Linked DNA regions of Mus musculus: region 2 is linked to region 1. A link is a contact called in ENCODE Hi-C or POLR2A ChIA-PET data. All regions are on one chromosome and are shown on one strand. The core of a region is the stretch at or near the end of the contact, and the rest is flanking DNA. Distances in the headings are between cores, read along the strand shown.

Region 1 (6,517 bases), core at 1,584-4,083:
TGCCTGTCAGTTATGATAGGGGCTCAGCCTGCAGGCTCTAAGGGCCCTCATGATGTTACTGGTCCTTCTGATCAAGTGTGTGAGTCTGTGCTCACATCAGCAGCATGTATACTAAGAAAAGATTAGCATGGACCCTGTGCAAGAATGACATAACAATTCACAGAGCATTCTATAATTTTAAACTTTCATATTCCAAATTTAAAAGTCCTTAATTTTATATGTATGGTATTTCCTACATGTCGGTACTTATGTTTGTGCCTAATACCCATGGAGGTCAGAAGAGGGCATCAGATTCCCTGGAAATCGTTGTTAGCTGCCATGTGGCTGTTGAGAACTGCACATAGGTCCTCTCGGACACAGCATCCAGTGCTCTTAAGTACTGACTGAGCCATCTCTCCAACCCTCCCACCTCCAACTTTTTTTTTTTAAGAGTATGAGTTTCAGGGTTCTAGAAACCAATATTTAAACTAGCTCTGGAATTACATTTAATTATCAGCTCTTAATTGAATTAGGATAAGTTACCCTTAAGTGATCTATAGCCTTTTATATAAAATACCTTCCCCCAGCTGGGCGTGGTGGCACACGCCTTTAATCTCAGCACTCGGGAGGCAGAGGCAGGTGGATTTCTGAGTTCGAGGCCAGCCTTGTCTACAGAGTGAGTTCCAGGACAGCCAGGGCTATAAAGAGAAACCCTGTCTCGAAAAACTAAAAAAAAAAAAAAAAAAAAAAAACAAAAAACCCTTCTCACTTAGATGCTCAACTTGGTCATGTGACTTGCTTGGGTCAGTGACATATTAGTAATCAATTATACTGCTTGCTTATTGAGCCTTGTTTTTTTGGAATGCCCCCATTTTGTAATCCAGATTATCATTTTATGAGGAAGCCCATATCAGCCAGGTAGAGAAGCCACACACAAGAAAACAGACCAACAAGCCTTCTTTTTTTTCCAAGACAGGGTTTCTCTGTGTAGCCCTGGCTGTCCTGGGACTCACTCTGTAGACCAGGCTGGCCTGGAACTCAGAAATCCTCCTGCCTCTGCCTCCCAAGGGCTGGGATTAAAGGCGTGCACCACCACCACCTGGCTTCTCCAGCATTCTTAGATTCCATCTTTGCATTTTCTACATCATTGTCAGCTCATTTGTGCTGAGACACTAGCTTCGACCTTGTGTCCTAAGAGATTTCAGTTAGACTAGGCAGGCCCAGCCTTCAAGCTGTACAGATGAGCTACTGGCACTCTGTCCTGGTGGAATTCCTGAGCAAAGAGCCCGGGATCATGAACAAATCAGTTATGGTTTTAAATAGCTATATTTGGGGGTGATTTGTACATAGCAGTAACTGAAACAGTACTGAAAGTATAAAGAATGTATAAAAAAATTGTTGGAAGAGAATGGAATTTTAAAAGTAGCACGAAAGCAAATTGAACAAACAAAATAGATGAGAGAAAAAAATACGTAGTAAAATGATAGATTTAACCCCAAATATAGTATGTTCAACCGGAGACATGAGGGCTGCATGTGTGTGTCCCAGGATTAAGTTTGGATGCAACCCAACATAAAACCATAAATTTACTTAAAACATTGTTTTTGCAAATATTTTTGGTAATCATTAAGTTAGTAGGTAAAGTTGGGACAGTTTTAAAACGTTGGAAATACTGCAATCTTATTATAGTTTTTTAAAAATAGTTTAATTTTGCTTATATACTAGTCTTTGAATTCTGTCCCAACCTTTCCACTTTAGTCTGAGGGCCTTTACTTGATGCAATTTGAAACAACACTGCTGGGTGATCATTAATCTGGGTTAGCAGTGCCATAAAACTTGGGAACCACAGCCTCTGCTTAGCCTGTTTTTCCAGGATCCCCTTTTTTTTTTTTTTGAATAAGTACGATCTTTTAATTTTTTTTCTTAAATTCGGATTATACAAATTTAATGTTTATTTCCAACTAAAAAAACAACAACAACAAAAAGCTATTGAATACATGAAGTTACAATCCAGATGCCAGTTTCATGTATATTTTTGAGGTTAACTCTCGGTTCCCTAAGTCTCTATGAGTGCAGGGCGTGGGGTCTGGGTGATGAAGGTCGTAGTTCTAAACCTAGTACACGCTCGGCGCGGAAGAGGCGCTCTGACTTGTTAAATGAATTAGTCACTACGTGATCCGTGGGCTGCAAAACACGCGCATAGGCATCTCTATTGTCAAAACCCTAACATTGGCTTCCCCTAGCGGAGGCTGTCCGGGAACAGGCGGCGGGGCGGGCTCAGCCTTCCCGCCCGTACGGCGCGGGGCCGGCGACCCCGTCTGGAGGCAGCGGCGGAGGCGGCCACTCGCTTCCCCCTCGGGATCTGGAGGCGTCTTGAAAGGAGGCAGATAAACAAAGGCAACCGCACCGAAACCGGCCGTTCCGTCTCACAGCCTCTCTCACATCGCGTGCCCGGGTGTCCGCGGAACACGGTGACCCTGCATCTGTCCGCAGGCAGGTGGAGTCCGCCCCACGCGGCGCGCGCCTCCTCTCCTCGCAGGCTCACGGGGGGTGGGAGGTAGCCTCCCCGGCCTCGCGAACCGTCAGAGCCTCGGGGACCCTCGGCCGCTCGCGAGCGGACACTCCCCTCCCTCCTCCTCCTCCTCCCCGGAGCGCCGAGCCGCCGCGCGCCCCTCCGTCCGGAGCACGCGCACGGGAGGCGGGGCCCCAGCTTCCCGGCACTCACTGATCGCCCGGCCCCCTCACCCCACCCCACCCCCTCTCGGCCCCGAAGCTCCTCCCTCCCCGAAGACGAGCCGGCCCGGGGGAGGAGACCGGAAGCCACTTAAAGCAGAGCTGGAGCTGACAGGCGAGCGAGCTGGAGCCTCGAGAGCAGTTGCGGCTTTCAGCGCTCAGGTCCGCGGAATGGCCCGCGCGCCGCTCGCCGCGTCGGCCGCCCACGACCCCTAGACACCGGCCCTCGTCCTCGGCTCGGACCGCTGGCGCAGAGGCGGCCCTCCACGCCGCGCCTGGGCTGCGTTCGAAGGGCGGCTTGCCTGAGGTAAAAGGGGCTGGGGGGTGGGCAGCGAGCGGCGGAGGGACCCCCAGCGGGATGGCGGGCGCCAGCCTCGCCGCCCCGAGTCCCCGTCGGGACAGCGGCGGATCCCTAGACTGCCCGGGAGAGCTGAATGCGCTCGCGTCCGTCGGTGGCGGGGTGGGATCGGGTTCAGCGCCGGGAGCTGGGCAGGTGGATAGATGGACTGGCGCCGCAGGGCTTGCGGGGCCGCCCGCGACTCCTCTCGGGGGGTTGCAGCCGGGGCAGCCCCTGCGGGAGGGCTCGGCGCTGCGGGAGCGTTCCGGCCGGCGCGCGTTCCGGGCTGCAGCCCAGAAGTTTGCAGGCTGTGTTCGAGTTAACTTTGAGTGCCGCACCGGTTCCCCTTCCTTTTCCCCGCCACCCGGAGTGTCCGCTGCGGCTCGGCCCTGCAAGCTCCGGGACTCGCCAGCCGGTCCTCGGGAAGGAGGCAGGGCCGGGGTGGGGGGGAATTCATTGTGGACTCGCCTTGAGTGGCTTCGGGGAGGCGGGGAGGTCGGGTCCTGAGGAAGGTGGGCCGGGAGTGAGGGGGCGCCCGGGTCCCTGAGGACAAGGTGAGGGCGGGGATGCTCACCCTCTCGGCGAAGTGCGGAGCCCGGTGGAACGGGCGCGGCGGGAGGTCGTGGCTGCGCGGAGCGCGGCCGGCAGGAGGCGTCGCTCGGACCCGGGCGTCTCACTCCTTGGCTGTTTGGAGCCGGCGGTTTCCATGGAAGGTGTGACCAGCTCGTGGTGCCAGACGACCGGGGCGTCACGAGGTGAAGGGTGGCGCGATTGGGTTGCCCGCTGCGGGCGACCGGAGGAAACGACCTTCCAATCTTTTTATTTTTCTGTTATGCAAACTAATTGAGGAACTGGTGGCTTCCGCACTCCACTCCTCTGCTTCCTAGTTGAGTTTCCGAGTTTGGTGGAGGGGCAGTAAGAGGAAAAGTTGTGTGCGTGCGAGTGTGTGTGTGCGTGCGTGCGTGCGTGCATGTGCGTGTGCAGAAGTATAAATAAAATCGCTTTAGTATTTTGCCTGGATTGGTGTGATAGGAGGGGATAGTGTGCGTGCGTAGGGGAAGGCACAGGCGGGTTAGATACGGAGAGGGAATACCACAATCTGTGCCAACTGAGCCTTGAGGCAAGAGCACCGAATGATGAATAATAACGCCTGGCTTGGCTGCTTTCCAGTTATTTATGTCTCATGTCAGATCCCTCCTTCGTGAGGCTTTCTCTAACAATGCCAGCTCATACTGAACTCAAATATTTATTTATTTAAAATAAATAAATCTCTTTTGTACTTAGACTAGCACTTTGTTCCATGCCTTGTGTTTTTCTGAGTTTTGATTATTCAGCACTTTTGTATACATAGACTTATAAATCCCTCCTAGATCTTTATATTCGTTTTTTAAAGCACGAAGTCTTACCATTTTGGGTTTTGACCTTCAACCAAGAACAAAGCATCTAATGTGTGCCTTTTCTAAAGTAATTCAGCCACAAAATACAGACATCCTCAGTGGTGAACAGTGCTAGGTACTATACTGGACTCCTAATGCATGCTTGATTAAATCATAGGTTCTTACATCAAGGAGTTCTTTCAGTCTATTGGACAAGAAAAAAGACCATTAATTGCTCATCACTGTCCCTTCTCATCTGGAACAATCTCAGTAAATACCTGGAAATCTCAGTCATTTTAAAGGATCTGGTTCTTGAAAGGAAAAAAAATTCAGATTCTGAAATTTGGTGTTTTTTAATATTTGTATTTTTTTGGTTATAATATACTTTCATTTGTTTTTTTTTTTTAAAGTGGATAAGTGTAACTTTTCTAAAGACAAGGACCCTTTGTATAATCGTGCTGTATTAAGTTTCTAAGGCACGGTACAGTGGTTGTTGAAGTTAGGCATATCCTGATATTCCTTCAGGAATTTTTTAAAAATTTAGAAATCTTTAACATTCAATAATTAAATACTAGAACTTTCAGAATGTAAAAACATTAGCAGGCTTCTGGCTTTCTCTTGTATCACAATTCACTTGAAAGCTTCTGTGTCTATCCTTACACACATACACACACACACTAGTTCTTTCACTTTTTAACCTTTTAAGTTTATCCTTTTGATGAACTTTCCTCCCAGTGAATTTTGTTTTTTGCAAACTCATGGGACAGATCATAAACAACTGTAAAGGGAACCACAAAGCTAAGCAAGAGATGTGGTTTCCCTGCTTCATCTTCTAGAAAAAGACAGTTATTTCTATCTTACAAAATAAAGTCATACCCCAGTAGAATCACACAGCACTTGCTCTGTCTCCCCCTCCTCTGTGTGTGTGTTTATCAATTATTAAGTCAATACATAAGTATTGAAAAATACATTCTCATCTACTATTATCTACTATTATGCAGATTTTTGCATAGCTTTTGAATCTTCATTTCTCAGTTTAAAAAAAGAAAATTGACCTGTAAGAGCTAACTATAATGCAAGCAGTGATTGCAGATAGTTAACCATAGACTAACGCAAAATGTTTTAATGAATGAATGGGTTCAGTTGTCAGTTTTTAAATGATCATCTTTCTTCCTTTCCTGGTAGGATTTGTAGATACTGAGGCACAGTTGGGAGTTAATCACATCATGGAAGTGGAAACCACTGAACCTGAGCCAGACTGTGTAGTACAGCCTCCTTCTCCTTCTGATGACTTTTCATGCCAAATGAGAATTTCTGAGAAGATCTCTCCATTGAAAACGTGTTTTAAGAAAAAACAGGAACAAAAAAGATTGGGAACTGGAACCCTGAGATCCTTGAGGCCAATATTAAATACTTTGCTAGAATCTGGCTCACTTGATGGAGTTTTTAGAGCTAGAGACCAAAACAGAGATGAGAGCAGCTTACATGAACATATAGTGAAAAAACCCCTGGAAATCAACCCATCGTGTCCACCAGCAGAAAACAGTATGCCTGTCCTGATTCCTGATGGGACAAATGTTGAGGGCCAATTACCAGAAGCGCATCCTTCTACAGATGCTCCAGAACAGGGGGTTCCAATCCAAGACCACAGTTTTCCACCAGAAACCATCAGTGGGACAGTGGCAGATTCTACAACAGGACACTTCCAAACTGACCTTTTGCATCCTGTTTCAGGTGATGTTCCTACAAGTCCTGACTGCGTAGATAAAGTTATGGATTATGTACCAGGAGCTTTCCAAGACAATAGTTTTACAATCCAGTACATTTTGGATACCAGTGATAAGTTGAGTACTGAGCTCTTCCAAGACAAAAGTGAGGAAGCTTCCCTTGAGCTTGTGTTTGAACTTGTAAACCAGCTACAGTACCATACTCACCAAGAGAATGGAATTGAAATTTGTATGGACTTTCTGCAAGGCACTTGCATTTATGGCAGGGATTGTTTGAAACATCACACCGTATTGCCCTATCATTGGCAGATCAAAAGGACAACCACTCAGAAGTGGCAGAGTGTTTCCAATGATTCTCAGGAGCA
Region 2 (6,549 bases), core at 2,796-5,295, 450 kb after region 1:
ACCCGTAGCCCCAGTTCTTGGGAGGCAGATTCATGTGAGTTCAAGGCCAGCCTGGTCTACAGAGTGAGTTCCGCTGCAGCCTGGGCTACACAGAGAAACCCTGTCTTGAAAAATTAAACAAAAATGGGGGGGAACCCCCAAAAGAAATGATAATAATTAGGCTGTTTGAAGTTTTTTTAAAAAGATTATTTATTTATTTATTTATTTATTTACTTTATATTTAAGTACACTGTAGCTTTCTTCAGATATACCAGAAGAGGAAATCAGATCTCATTACAAATGATTGTGAGCCATCATGTGGTTGCTGGGATTTGAACTCATGACCTCTGGAAGAGCAGTCAGTACTCTTAACCACTGAGTCATCTCTCCAGCCCTGAAGTTTTTTTTTTGGTTTTTTGAGACAGGGTTTCTCTGTGTAGCCCTGGCTGTCCTGGAACTCACTTTGTAGACCAGGCTGGCCTCGAACTCAGAAATCTGCCTGCCTCTGCCTCCTGAGTGCTGGGATTAAAGGCGCATGCCACCACACGCAGCTTTTCTGTTTTTGTTTTTTAATGTCTTCATTTTCTTACTGAAAACAATAACTCTGGAAATCTAATGAACATTATAAGTTTGAGCATTTAAACATAAAACCAGAAATAACATGAACTCTTCAATGATGTAGTTGTTTAAACACACTTCTCTATGCATCGTTTCACGTTAGAGGACTGTTAACATCTGCCGGCCCCTAGAATAGCTGTAGCCATTTTGTTCCGTGTCTGTCAGCTATTACATATTGTTGCTGTAACATGGCTACCAGTCACTGATGCAGAAGAATCACTTGACTCAGAGCTAGGTTTTGCTGACCATATCGCCTGTTATATTTAGTATGTTCTATATGACTTTTGTTAATCTTAAGAAAGTCCACAAAGCTTCACTTAGGACCCATCAAATCAAAGGTCAATATGAACAGTTCTGTCTAAAACGGCTTGAGTCAGAACTGACCGCTGACTGGGCAACTTCCTGCACCTGTGTATGAACTTACTGTGGTTTTGCAATATTTTCCTTTATAAGCCTGAGAACAGACTGGTACCACAATTAGGTTCCTGATCCCTTTTTGTGTTCCTGATCTGCTCAGTACTGGGATGTAGGTTCAATAAACTATTCTTGATTAACTGAGATTGGTGTTCTTATGGTTTTTGTGGCAATTTCTGAGCCCCAAGAAGGAGTCCCCTAGTTTACTGTGTTATTTTGCTTTCATGAGTACATGGAAAAATCCATTTGGATTTGGTTGATTGTTTCCCTATTACTAGATTTACGTTAAACATTTTTTCCAGGACTACTCCAAAGATGCTGTGCCTGCACACATGGTTTCCATCAGGCGGCAAGATATTGAGTTAATTTGGCTGTTCTGGAACTCTCCACCAAGCCTGCCTTGAACTCAGAGATCTGCCTGCTTCTGCCTCCCAAATGTTGGGATTAAAGCTGTGGGCCACCACTGCCTGGCTCAACTCCAGTCTTCACGTTTGCATAGCGAGCAGTTTAAACCGCTGAGTCATCTCACTAGGCTGGTACCTTTACATTGTCAAAATTTTAACTATTTATGGCATGATTTTTTTGACCTTACATAGAGCTCTGCGTGTGTGTGTGTGTGTGTGGGGGGGGGGCAGGGCATGGCATGAGAGTGGAGGTGGGAGGACAGCATGTGGGACTTTGTTCTCCCCACACAATGTGGAATCTGATAGTTTCCCCACTGAAAGAGAAGACTTCCTGGCTTCCCTTGTGGATTAGGGAAGCCATTTCTACCCCTGGAAGGAATTTTGGCCACCGGCATATGTCGATGACAAAAGTGTCCCTTTACCATGAATAGACATAGTTCCACCTAAGGTCAGACCAAGGCTCATTTCCAGTTTCTCTGTGGACTGTATAATTTATTCTTCATGAGAGGATTTAGCGCAATGGTTCTCAACCTGTGGGTTGAGACCCCTTCAGAGTTGCCTAAAACCATCAGAAAATAGAGATATTTACATTATAATTTATGACAGCAGCACATTTACAGTATAATGTAGCAATGAAAATAATTTTATAGTTGGGGGGGTCACCACAACATGAAGAATGTAATAAAGGGTTGTAGCATTAGGAAGGTTGAGGAACCACTGAGTGAGATCAATATTCTCTCCAGCCTGGGTTCAAAGCACAACCTAGTGCTTTAAGAATATAACCTAGCCTCTACAAAGGCCTGCACTTACCTTGAAGCCTACAAGGACCATCTTTTCTAAAAATTCCCAAAGCCTCTAAACAACTGATCTAGTTAAGAGATATGCTTAATTGCTGTATGTGTTGATCTAGAGATCTGTCCATCAAAGAAAGGAGTGGAGCTGGCTTCTTTACTCTTCCTTAATTAGTCCATGTTACATGTAAATTATTTATTACAGATTTGACAAGCTGACTCCTTTCATCTTTCCTCCGTTGGTTGAGCGTATGGAATGAGAATGTAGAAATTTTTAAAAGATTCTGTTAATAGGGTTAATTAAAAAAATTTTGGTTGTTCAGTTTTAACTTTGCAAAATAAGAGATTTACTTTTGACACGGCAGTCACTGACTTGGGTAGTAACATGGGCTGTTTCTAAAATATTTTTCCTGATTCTCACCCCCCCCCCCCCCAAAATCTTTTTTGTGACAGCAACTAGGCTAACATTGCAGCTTAGGAAGGACTGTGACATCATACTGAACAATACTCATTTTGTAACTAAAGGAAAAGACTTCCTGAAAACACATCAGAGGGTACTTTGCAAGAAATTTTAGTTGGACTTAGTTGTAAACACTGTAACATTGACCTCACTGGAGAGAAAAGTCCTGCATTGGTGATGGCTATTTTGTTTCTGTCTAGTGGCATACATACTTCAGAAACAGATGTTGCTCATCTACTGCTCCTCCAAACCATCACAAACAAGATTTTTTTTTCTACCAGTCAATAAACAATTTAGAGGTGTTTACATTCCTAAGTTTTTCAGCTACTTTAGAAATGAGTACATTGGAATACGAACAAAATTGCTTTTGGTAGTTCACACTGTTTTCATGTGTATCTTTGGATTCTCAGAAGCAACCAAGTTTCTAGTTACAGTGTTCCCGGAGATCAGTGGAGTGCTGGCTGGATTACTATTTTGTATTTAGATAAAAGGACAGTTTACACCTAAATTTTAAGATTTCAGTCGAGTGGTGATGGCTCAAGCCTTTAAATCCCAGCACTTGGGAGACAGAGGCATGCTAGATCTCTGAGTTTCAGCCACCCTGGTCTACAGAGCCCCAGAGCATCCAGAAATAGAAACACCCTGTCTTGAAAAGAGAAAAAAAAATAAATAAATATAATTGTAGGTACTGTAGTGACTCGTTTATAATGCCAATTTTACTATAGGTAGTCAGCGTGGCTCGGCTTTAAACTTAAAACCTCGACACCTAGACGTCAGCCTATAGTATTGGTAAAGCATGCTATTTTCTAGTGTGTTGTGTGGGATTTGCGGACACTCAGTCCCAACGTGGACTGTGGGAGAGAAAGCTGTTTCTGCTCTCCAGTAAAGCGTTTGGGAACATTCAAAATGCCAAGGCCATGACATCACATGTTCTTTATCTTCTTGATAGGAAAGCTGGTAAATGTTCTGGGGCAAGTGAATTTTGTAAACAGGTCATTACGAAGATATTAACAAGGTTTACGGGAGCCTGGTAAGACCTTCGTCACCACAACTCAATAGGGCACTGGAGAGATCAGGACTGGACAGCCGCACTGTGCCCCAGGGAACTGGGGGAGGCAGGGCAACTCCTTCCCCCCCACCTCCACCCAACTCGCTGACCACGTGGTACCGCAGAGCGGCAGACAAGCGACGTTAGTGTCCCCTGCCCCAGCTAGGAAAAGCCGCGGCTTTTCCGCCAGAGAGCATACGCTGGGACTAACAAGTTTCGGGTTGGGACTCATCCAGCCCCGAGGAGTGTCCACTGATCAGTTTCTGGGAAAGCCAGCAGGGAGCCGCGCTGGGCGGGGGAGAGAACCGGGTGGAGCGGAAGTGCACAAACCGGAAGCCGTCATCTAGCCCCGCCCACCCGCTCGCGCGGCGCCCTCCTCCCATCCTGTGGGCGTGTCTAACTCGCTCTCTGGCTTCTGTCCCTGCGAGCGCTGACGCTGCTCCTCTTCTGGTCCCCGCAGCGCCAGCCTCCTGTGACGCCAATAGCCGAGTCCTTATCCAGTCTGGCCGTGGGCCTCGGGGGTGGGCTGAGTGACCAGTTGCTTCTCCTGTGCCTTGGCCTCCAAGCACTTAAATTGAACAGTTTTTAGAGTTTCTTCAAACTTTAAATGTACCCATTTCTTGTGTGAAACTATTATTAATCCCCTCCCAAGCTGGGGGCTTCCGTTGAAAGGAAACAACAAGAAAATAGGTCAATTAGATGTATTTGGAAACGTTGAGCTGTATTTATGCCTTCCCTCTAAACTGGAGAGAGCGTGGAGGCTTTCTGTAAGAAGGCTGGGATAAGACACCTTAGCCTAGCTTGAAAAGATTAATGTAATTTTTAATTTTCTTTTGGATTGTCCTATCCAAGTATTGCGTCTTGAAAGGCTGGACATGAAAAGCAGCTGAGTTTTAGAGAATAGTTAATTGTCTTAAAAAGGCCAGAAGGCTAATTTAAGTGAACAAAAGCCACCGCCTTCAGGCCAACTTGAATAAGGCGCCTTTAAATAAGCGGTGTCTGAGTGTGCCCCACCCCCACCCAGGCTCTGCCTGCTTTTGTCTTTTTTCTCTTTACTACTGTTATTAGTTCACTTCCTAAATTCCCTTTTGTCTCGACTCCCCTCCCTATTGCCACTTCCTTTGTTTTGTTTTCAACACTATCAGATCTTTGGCTGCTTTCCTGATGATTGAGCTGTCCTTTTTATCCTGCCCTTTAAATCCCCACAAACCTAAATTGCAGGGTTAAAGAAAACATGTTCATAAGGGTGTCAAAAGACAAAGAATTTTCATATAGTTGTTTTGTGTATAAGTCTAGAATTGGGCAACATTTCATCTATAAAATGGGTGTTCTGATAGACGGAGGCAGAATAAGTTAGTTTTATGAAGAATGGAGTGCTGATGACCCGTGAAAGAGCAAACCGATTAGACATTTCACAGTGACTGTTCTTGTAAGGCAGGAGTGGAATTCTGACAGTTGACAAAAACAAGCAGACAAAACCCCCAAACCTAATTGGTTAACATTATTTTACTTCAGGTCGCCTTTAGTGTTAGAATAGAGAGAACTGACTGGTTCCTGTTGAGACCGACCAGTCAGGAACTTGCTCCAGACTCTTGGGAAGATCAGTTTAGATTTGGAGATGTGGAATTGATGTAACTGATTCCATTTTTATATTCAGTTGGTTGTATTCTGGCCTAGTACAGGCCATTTAAAAATTATTCTCTTATACTGTACAGAACAGTTTCCCCTCTCTCCGCTTCTCCCAGTCTCCCCTCTCCCCTAGATCCATTGCTTCTGTTTCCCTTGAGAAAAAAAGCAGGCCTCCCAGGGATATCAACAGAACTTGGCATAACAAGTTACACACAAGTTGCAATAAGACTGGGCACAGACCCTCAGATCACAGCTAGAGGAGGAATTCCACTAGGAGAAGGGTCCTAAGGGCCGACAAGAGTCAGGGACAGTCCCACTCCCGCTGTTAACAATCATAACATTTATACAGAGGACCTAACTCAGACCCATACAGGCTTCCTGATTGTCGCTCCAGTCTCTGAGCCTCAACAAGCCCTGTTTAGTTGATCTGTGGGCTGTGTTCTCATGGTGTCCTTGACCCCTCTGGGGCCTACAATCCTTCCTCCTCTTCCTCAGGGCTCTCTGAGCTCCCACAGGCCACTGTTTTTTGAGGAGGGTTTTTTTTTTGTTGTTGTTGTTGTTGCTGTTGTTGTTTTGAGCAGGGACAAAAAGTTCACATGCATATGGAGGCTGGGGCTTTAGCTCAGTTAAGGCCTCCCTTAACATGGGTGAAGCCTTTGACAGAGATGCTTCCCACTTTCTACTGTGGATGTTCGGTGAAAGGAGAGTGCCTGGGTGGATGGAGAGGGAGAGGTGGGCCAGCTTGGAATGGGAAGTGGGGATTCTAAGTGTAAATTACTTAGAATCTAGAACAGGAGAAAGTCCAGCGGGATGAACAGTGGTTTGAAATGTTAGAAAACGGAATTCCAAATTAAAAACAGTTATTGTGGGAAACACACGTTTGTGATGTGTTTCCTCCAGGGATTTAAATCAAGTTGCAACTCGAGCTACCTCAGAAGTAATTAACAGCACTTGTGTGACAACCTGAGTTTGATCCTGGACCCCATATGGTGGAAGGGGAAAACGGACTCCCACAAGTTGTCCTCTGACCTCCACATGAGTGTGCTCCCATCCTACAAAATAATATGTAATTTAAAAAAGAGAAGCTAATGTCTAATGTAAAACAGGTAGTCGTTAACTAAAATATAATAGTGTTGGCTTGACGTCCTAACTCATAAATCAAAAATGTTGATTTTTAATGATAGTTGGTAGCTGGATAATGAAAAC

Evidence for each region. A loop is a pair of places that touch in the nucleus more often than their neighbours do. ChIA-PET counts read pairs that join two places held with the same protein, here RNA polymerase II (POLR2A).
Region 2: a map of heart shows a loop between it and region 1 (3-fold over the local background). The contact joins the enhancer-like site here to the promoter of Tiparp in region 1. A Hi-C loop is called at or near these places in 3 of 37 maps with a recorded cell type or tissue (heart and regulatory T cell). POLR2A ChIA-PET finds 5 or more read pairs at or near these places in 2 of 5 experiments (Patski and embryonic stem cell).

The regions. Positions count from the first base shown.
Region 1 is chr3:65,525,614-65,532,130 of GRCm38, forward strand. It overlaps Tiparp (TCDD-inducible poly(ADP-ribose) polymerase), which reads left to right and starts at 2,834. Exons shown (of 6, transcript NM_178892.5): 1 at 2,834-3,019; 2 at 5,611-6,517. The coding sequence starts at 5,652. It overlaps 4931440P22Rik (RIKEN cDNA 4931440P22 gene), which reads right to left and starts at 3,801. Exons shown (of 2, transcript NR_027955.1): 1 at 3,624-3,801; 2 at 1,870-3,552. It also overlaps the pseudogene Gm22279.
Region 2 is chr3:65,970,771-65,977,319 of GRCm38, forward strand. No RefSeq gene overlaps it. Among named protein-coding and RNA genes, the nearest start is that of Ccnl1, 16 kb to the left of the region's middle. Within about 2 kb of position 4,046, at least 1 of the 3 ENCODE cell types and tissues checked has a DNase peak (open chromatin) inside an H3K27ac peak, as active enhancers do; it is heart, where a contact is called at or near this core.